2 separate regions of the Homo sapiens genome follow, and region 1 is linked to region 2. The links are chromatin contacts, found by Hi-C or POLR2A ChIA-PET in ENCODE. All regions are on one chromosome and are shown on one strand. The core of a region is the stretch at or near the end of the contact, and the rest is flanking DNA. Distances in the headings are between cores, read along the strand shown.

Region 1 (3,492 bases), core at 882-3,381, 570 kb before region 2:
GCAACAAAAAATAAATAAATAAATAAAAAATAAAATAGTCCTGCAGAGACAGGCAATAAACAGAATAAATAAAATAAATAGTATGTTAAAAGGCGATGAGTACTGTGGAGAAAAATAAAGCCTGAGAGGAGGATGTTGTGTGTCTGAATGATAGTGGCAAGTAAAGAGTTGCCGTTTATTTATTTATTTATTTAATTTTTAATTTTTAAATTTTTATTTATTTATTTTATTTTACTTATTTTTTTTGAGATGGAGTCTTGCTCTGTCGCCCAGGCTGGAGTGCAATGGCTCAATCTCAGCTCACAGAAACCTCCACCTCCTGGGTTCAAGCGTTTCTCCTGCCTCAGCCTCCTGAGTAGCTGGGATTACAGGCATGTGCCACCATGCCCGGCTAATTTTGTATTTTTTCAGTAGAGACAGGGTTTCTCCATGTTGGTCAGGCTGATCTCGAACTCCTGACCTCAGGTGATCTGCCTGCCTTGGCCTCCCAAAGTGCTGCGATTACAGGCGTGAGCCACTGCACCCGGCCAAGAGTTGCAATTTAAATAGGTGGTCAGGGAGGCCGACTTAAGGTGAGGAAGTAAGCCTTGTGGCTGTCTGGGGCACTGTCCTAGGCAAAGGATGTGTTAAGTGTAAGGGCTCTGGGTGAAACAACACGTTACATCTTCAAGGAGCAGCAAAGAGGCCACTGTAGCTAGAGAGGAGTGAAGGAAGGGGAGAGTAGCTGGAGATGAGCTCAGAGAGGTGAGTGGAGGGCTGTTGTTAAACTTTTGACCTCTGCTAACCTGATAGATGAAAAATAAACTTTTCCAATGATTTATAACCTCATCTTCCAGGAACTGCCTAGTCATGTCTTTAGCCATTTTTCTCTTAGATTGTGTATCTTTTCTTTTTTTTTTTTTTTGAGACGGAGTCTTGCTCTGTTGCCCGGGCTGGAGTGCTGTGGCGCGATCTCGGCTCACTGCAAGCTCCACCTCCCGGGTTCACGCCATTCTCCTGCCTCAGCCTCCCGAGTAGCTGGGACTACAGGTGCCCGCCACCATGCCTGGCTGATGTTTTGTATTTTTAGTAGACAGGGTTTCACTGTGGTAGCCAGGATGGTCTCGATCTCCTGGCCTCGTGATCCGCCTGCCTCGGCCTCCCGAAGTGCTGGGATTACAGGCGTGAGCCACTGCGCCCGGCCTGTGCATCTTTTCATATTGCTTGTGCTAGCAAGCTCTCTCTCTATATATATAATGTAAAATACATAGAGAAACACATATTGATGATATATAGTAACGGTTTTCCCCCCAGATTGTCATTTAAGTTTAACAATATTTTTCCCAAACAGACTTACTGTTTTTTAGTCATATTTATTAATCTTTTTCATATCGTGTTTAGAAAAGATTCACCCACTCCAGGTGTATTTACTGAAGTAAAAAAATCACTTGTATTTTCTTCAGATGCTTTTGGAGTTCTACTTTTAACATTTTGTTTTAACTTTTCAAGATAATTAGTTATATTTAGATAGCAGAAATTAAATGTTAGTTTTAGATCCTTTGCTATGATTTAGTACAATTATGTTTTATTATCAATTACTGATCATGCTTTAAGTTCATATTGACAGTAAATCCTCAGTAAAATTAATTTTGAATTGCTCTCTTATTCCTTTTTTTTTTTTTTTTTTTTGGAGACGGAGTCTTGCTCTGTCGCCCAGGCTGGAGTGCAGTGGCGCGATCTTGGCTCATTACAAGCTCCGCCTCCCGGGTTCACGCCATTCTCCTGCCTCAGCCTCCTGAATAAAATAAAATTTTGTTTTGTAGAGAGGAAGGGTCTCACTATGTTGACAAGGCTGGTCTCAAACTCCTGGCCTCAAGCGATCCTCCCACCTTTTGCCTTCCTAAGTGGTGGACCCCAGTTTTTGAACAAAAATTGCACCTTTTAGTCATTTTGTTAACTAGATTGGGAGACTCACATGAAGTTATTTGAGTGTCATCATGTTATCCTCATTAAATTTTAATTAAATGACTTTTTTTGTGCAGGGTTTTTTCAGAATCTGGAAATTTCATCATAGTTCTCTATTCTATGACACATAAGGAACCTGAGTTTTATGAATGCTTCCCTTGTGATGGCAAGATACCTGACTTTCGGTTTCAGTTGCTAACCAGTAAGGAAACATTACATCTTTTCAAAGTAAGTGATTTCATTGTCTAGTACATTAGTGACTGTTTAGGGTTTTGCACTTTGGCAGTTTAAACCCAACAGCTTTTACCCTTTAAAATAGTAATCCAAACTATTATGCTTTGTTTACTTATAAATAATCTTATTAAATATTAACTTTATTCATTTATGGTTAAATTTTTTTAGTAAATCTGAGATCATATCTTCAACCAAATTACAATAGAGAACCAGAGGTTACTCACAGAATAACTTGCCCATGTTTTTCTAAAATCTTTGAAGAATATATCAGTTGTTCATATATCATTTTATACTTGTGAAGGTTAACTTTGTGGGATCTCAGTACTTTTCTTTGTCCTGATGTTTTTTTTTTTTTTTTTTTTTTTTTGAGATGGAATCTCACTCAGTTGCCCAGGCTGGAGTGCAGTGGCGTGATCTCGGCTCACTGCAACCTCTGCCTCCCAGGTTCAAGTGATTCTCCTGCCTCAACCTCCAGAATAGCTGGGATTACAGGAGCCCACCATCACACCTGGCTATTTTTTTTTTTTTTTTTTTTTGTATTTTCATTAGAGAGGGAGTTTCACCATGTTGGCCATGCTGGTCTCGAACTCCTGACCTTAGGTGATCCACCTGCCTAAGCCTCCCAAAGTGCTGGGATTATAGGTGTGAGCCACTGCACCTGACCATGACTGTATTATTTTTAAAATGTGTGGGAATAAGAAATGGTTTTTTATACTTAAAGGCCATTATTTATATTATGTATCTAAGGAATCAGAATAGATTGTTACTATATCATCTAATAAAATACCTAGAAACACAACTAGATGATGATCATAGAAAAAGTAGATCTTTAGGCCAGGCGTGGCGGCTCACACCTCGAATCCCAGCACTTTGGGAGGCCGAGGTGGGCGGATCACCTGAGGTCAGGAGTTTGAGACCAGCCTGGCCAACATGGTGAAACTCTGTCTCTACTAAAAATACAAAAATTAGCCAGGCATAGTGCCAGGTGCCTGTAATCCTAGCTACTTGGGAGACTGAGGCAGGAGAATCACTTGAACCTGGGAGGTAGAGGTTGCAGTGAACTGAGATCGTGCCGCTGCACTCTAGCCTGGGCAACAAGAAGGAAACTCTGTCTCAAAAAAAAAAAGAGGAAGTAGATCTTTGAAACTAGGTGTCATTATATGAAAATATTCAAATGCTACTTTTCAATAAAATTATTGGTTATTTTAGGTCTCAGACTAATAAAAGTACATTCTTTATTAGAAAAATATTGAATACTTTTAAATAACCACGTGTCCACTCAGATCGTATTTAGTACCTTCTTTGAGATCATGT
Region 2 (3,598 bases), core at 872-3,371:
GTAGAGACATGATTGAGTCCCAGGTTTCTTGATTTTGATTCCAAAAGTCCACTCATACCTCTTTGCAACACTGCCCACTTATGTAGTCATCACATATTTATTGGGTCATCGTTATTTAGGAGTACACTTCTGGGCTAGACACTTAAAAACAAATCAGATACAGGCCCAGGCTTTGCGAGAATCCTTGGACAAAAGCAGCGTAATTGCCACAGTAAGAATATGGGCATAAAAATTACTTTAAGTGACTTTCTTCCAAGTAGCTCAAAGCACTTTGCTTTAAATTCCATTTATATCTGATGACTTCCCAATTGATATTTCAGGCCCCAACCTGTGCCCAGAGAACTCTCAATGGGTATACCAAACAGCCTCCATTTGAATATTGAATTGGCTTGTCAAACTTGTCCCAAACTTGCTCTACCCCATCTCAATAAATAACAATTCCTTGCTTCCAGTGTTTCCACCGCCAAACCCTCTCTTCTCTTCACACCTTTCATCTAATCTATCAGCAAAAATTGTCAGCTCTGTCTTCAAGAAACATCCAGAATGCTCTCCATCTCTGCTACTGCCTCTCTAATCTATCAGCATCATCTCTAGCTGGACTGTAACAAACTGCTCTCCTGTGTTCCTCACTCTCCCCCCACTTTTTTCTACAAAGTAGCCAGAGTAATTTTTTCCTTTATTTTATTTTATTTTATTTATTTATTTATTTATTTATTTATTTATTTATTTATTTATTTATTTATTTTTGAGACGGAGTCTCGCTCTGTTGCCAGACTGAAGTGCAGTGGTGCAATCTCGGCTTGTTGCAACCTCCGCCTCCCGGTTTCAAGCCATTCTCTTGCCTCAGCCTCCCAAGTAGCTGGGATTACAAGCGCGCACCACCACGCCCAGGTAATTTTTGTATTTTTAATAGAGACAAGGTTTCACCATATTGGCCAGGATGGTCTCCATCTCCTGACCTTGTGATCCGCCCACCTCAGCCTCCCAAAATGCTGGGATTACAGGCGTGAGCCATCGCGCTGGCCCAGAGTGAATTTTTTTTTTTTTTTTTTTTTTTACGGAAAAGCCAGAGTATGCTACCTCTCAGCTTAAAGCCCCCAGTGCTTTCCCAAAGTCCTTTCAGTGATCCATAAGGCCCTAAAGCCCTGGCCTCTGATGCTTCTCTGACCTCATTTCCTATCACTCTGCTCCTTGCTCTTCTGGTCCAGCCACAACAGGTCTTCCTGGTCACTCCTTCCTGCAGCCACTGCACAGCTCATTCCCTCACCTCTCCTCCGATAAGCTGACTAAATGTTCCCTTTTCACAGAGGCACTCCCCATCACCTGACCGTGTTTCAATTTTCATCATAACACTTATCACCTCCTGACATTTAATATGTTTGCCTATTGTTGCTCTCCTCCCTCTAGAGTATAAATAAACTGCAGGAATAGATTGGCAGATAAGATACACGATGCTCAGTTAAACTTGCATTTCACATACACAATGAATAATTTTTTAGTGTGAGGATGTCCCAGATGTTGCATGGGATGTCTTAATGCTAAAAAATTGTTTGCTGTTTCTCTGAAATTCAAACTTTACTGGGTGTCCTACATTTTTATTTGCTAAATCTGGCAACACTATACAGGAAGACAAGGACCCTGGTTATTTTGTTCATGGCTGTATCCCCAGCGCTAGAACAGCTCCTGACACGTAGTAAGTAAGCTCTCAATAAATATTTATTGACTGAATGAATGTGTTAATTAATCTGAAACGCGCCTAAACTTTTAACAGCCTGTGTGAGAGTCAGAGAGGCGGAGCCTTCAGACTTGGTTAGTCCAGGGGGCGTGGGCGGCTGATGAACTTTCGAAGTAGGTCGAGCAGCCGGGCGCTTTGCCTGCCCCGCCCGCGCTCCGCAGGATGCAGGACTCCACCCGGCTCAGGTTCGCAGCAGGTCCCGGAAGCCCTCCTGGGGGCGGGGCCACCCTAATCGGCAGGTGGGACCCAGCCCCAGCCGGGGCAGGGCCCCTTTAACGCCCCACCTCTCCGCCACGACTTTCGCCCCGGCGTGACGTCACCCCAGCGGGCGACCAATGGGAGTGCGGCTTACTGGCAGGCGGCGCAGGCGGCCGCTGCCAAAGGGGAAGTGATCTGGGGCTGGAGCGATGGCCCGGGGCTGGAGCTCGCGGCCGCCGCCGCCGCAGCCGCCGCCACCAACGCCAACAACAACGTGTCGGGAGCAGCCGCGGCCGAAGCCGGAGCAGGGGCCGGAGTCGCGGCTGGAGTGGGGCCTGCGCGTGTGAGTGGCCGAGAGTTGCCCGTGCCGGAGACCTCAAACTCCGGGCGGGAGCGCTTTCGGTCGGCCGAGCCGCCGTCGCCCGCGGCACCGTGTCCCCAAGGCCCAGACAGCGGGGCGGGGGTCTATCAGGCGCGGGACTGGCTTCTCTCAGGCCGACCCTTCTAGCCGGGCTCCGGATCTTCCTCGGCCTCGGGCCCCCTTCACGTTCAGGACGGAGGCCGGAGAACGGTGATCATCACACACCCCAGCCGGCTTCCTGGCCAGGGCATTTTCTCTGCGGCCAAGCAGTGTTGGGATTGTAGCTGCTGGGAGCCCCCTCCTGCCGCCACCTCTCCTGCAAGGAAGGGACTGACGCGTTCCCACTTTCTTACTCTGCACCTCCCCACTCTCTTCCCATTCAAGAACGAGTTTCTCTTCCCTCTCCATTGGAAATCTTGCTCCGGAGGTCCGAAACACGTATTTTAAGCGTGCCCTTCCTCACCTCCTGGAGCACCCTTAGAAGTATTGCCTACTTATCCGGGCTGAGAATCCTTCATTTTTGACCTGGCTTTTTTTTCGCCCTTTGGGAGATAAAGGTCCCTCTCCACCCTCTACTAACACTCTGCACCCAAGGCCTTATCCTTTGGGGTCACCAGCTCCTTGGCCATTTCTATGTGATTTCCCCCACCCATCTGAGTTCCAGTTTCCTCTGGGCTCCAATCTCCAGTCCCTGGCGGATCTGGTCAGTCCCACCCCTAGGTGGGAGTGACCAGGGGGCTCTGGCCCAGGATTCCCAACCCTGGAAGGCAGCTCCAAGGCAGGAAGAGAATTGGGCATCGGGTACGAACCTGGCAGCTCAGGAGTCGGGGCTCCACTCACCCCACACAAAAAGATGAAAAAGCGCAAAGAGCTCAATGCATTGATTGGTTTGGCTGGGGACAGCCGGAGAAAGAAGCCCAAGAAAGGCCCAAGCAGTCACCGCCTGCTTCGCACTGAGCCTCCCGACTCAGACTCTGAGTCCAGCTCCGAAGAGGAAGAGGAATTCGGTGTGGTTGGAAATCGCTCTCGCTTTGCCAAGTGAGTAGTGGTGAAAGGTGGAATGGGAAGAAGGCATCTCCTTGCACTACCAAGGGGCCACATTGACAGGAAGGAGAAAGGAAGTCCTTAGGAAGAAAAAAGGGTGTAGGCCTTGGAAGTCAAAGAGGGAAAAACGGTTTTAGGGAGAAGGTAAGTTCAGATCCTGAATGAAGAATAAGTTAGAGATCTGTCTTTAGGTGTAGAAAGAAAAGCTCCAAATCTGAGGTGGAAATGTGGACTTGGAGAATGTGCCAAGAGCCCAGGGA

Evidence for each region. A loop is a pair of places that touch in the nucleus more often than their neighbours do. ChIA-PET counts read pairs that join two places held with the same protein, here RNA polymerase II (POLR2A). Pooled maps may share reads with other maps.
Region 1: a pooled map shows a loop between it and region 2 (10-fold over the local background). The contact joins the enhancer-like site here to the promoter of EFCAB14 in region 2. A Hi-C loop is called at or near these places in 1 of 168 maps with a recorded cell type or tissue (PC-9) and 6 of 50 pooled maps. POLR2A ChIA-PET finds 5 or more read pairs at or near these places in 1 of 52 experiments (GM10248).

The regions. Positions count from the first base shown.
Region 1 is chr1:47,288,115-47,291,606 of GRCh38, reverse strand. STIL (STIL centriolar assembly protein) reads left to right here. Exons shown (of 17, transcript NM_001048166.1): 9 at 2,022-2,172. Among named protein-coding and RNA genes, the nearest start is that of STIL, 24 kb to the left of the region's middle. Within about 2 kb of position 2,131, at least 3 of the 41 ENCODE cell types and tissues checked have a DNase peak (open chromatin) inside an H3K27ac peak, as active enhancers do.
Region 2 is chr1:46,717,637-46,721,234 of GRCh38, reverse strand. It overlaps EFCAB14 (EF-hand calcium binding domain 14), which reads left to right and starts at 2,121. Exons shown (of 11, transcript NM_014774.3): 1 at 2,121-3,332. The coding sequence starts at 3,148. RefSeq lists silencers at 1,897-1,946, 2,267-2,316.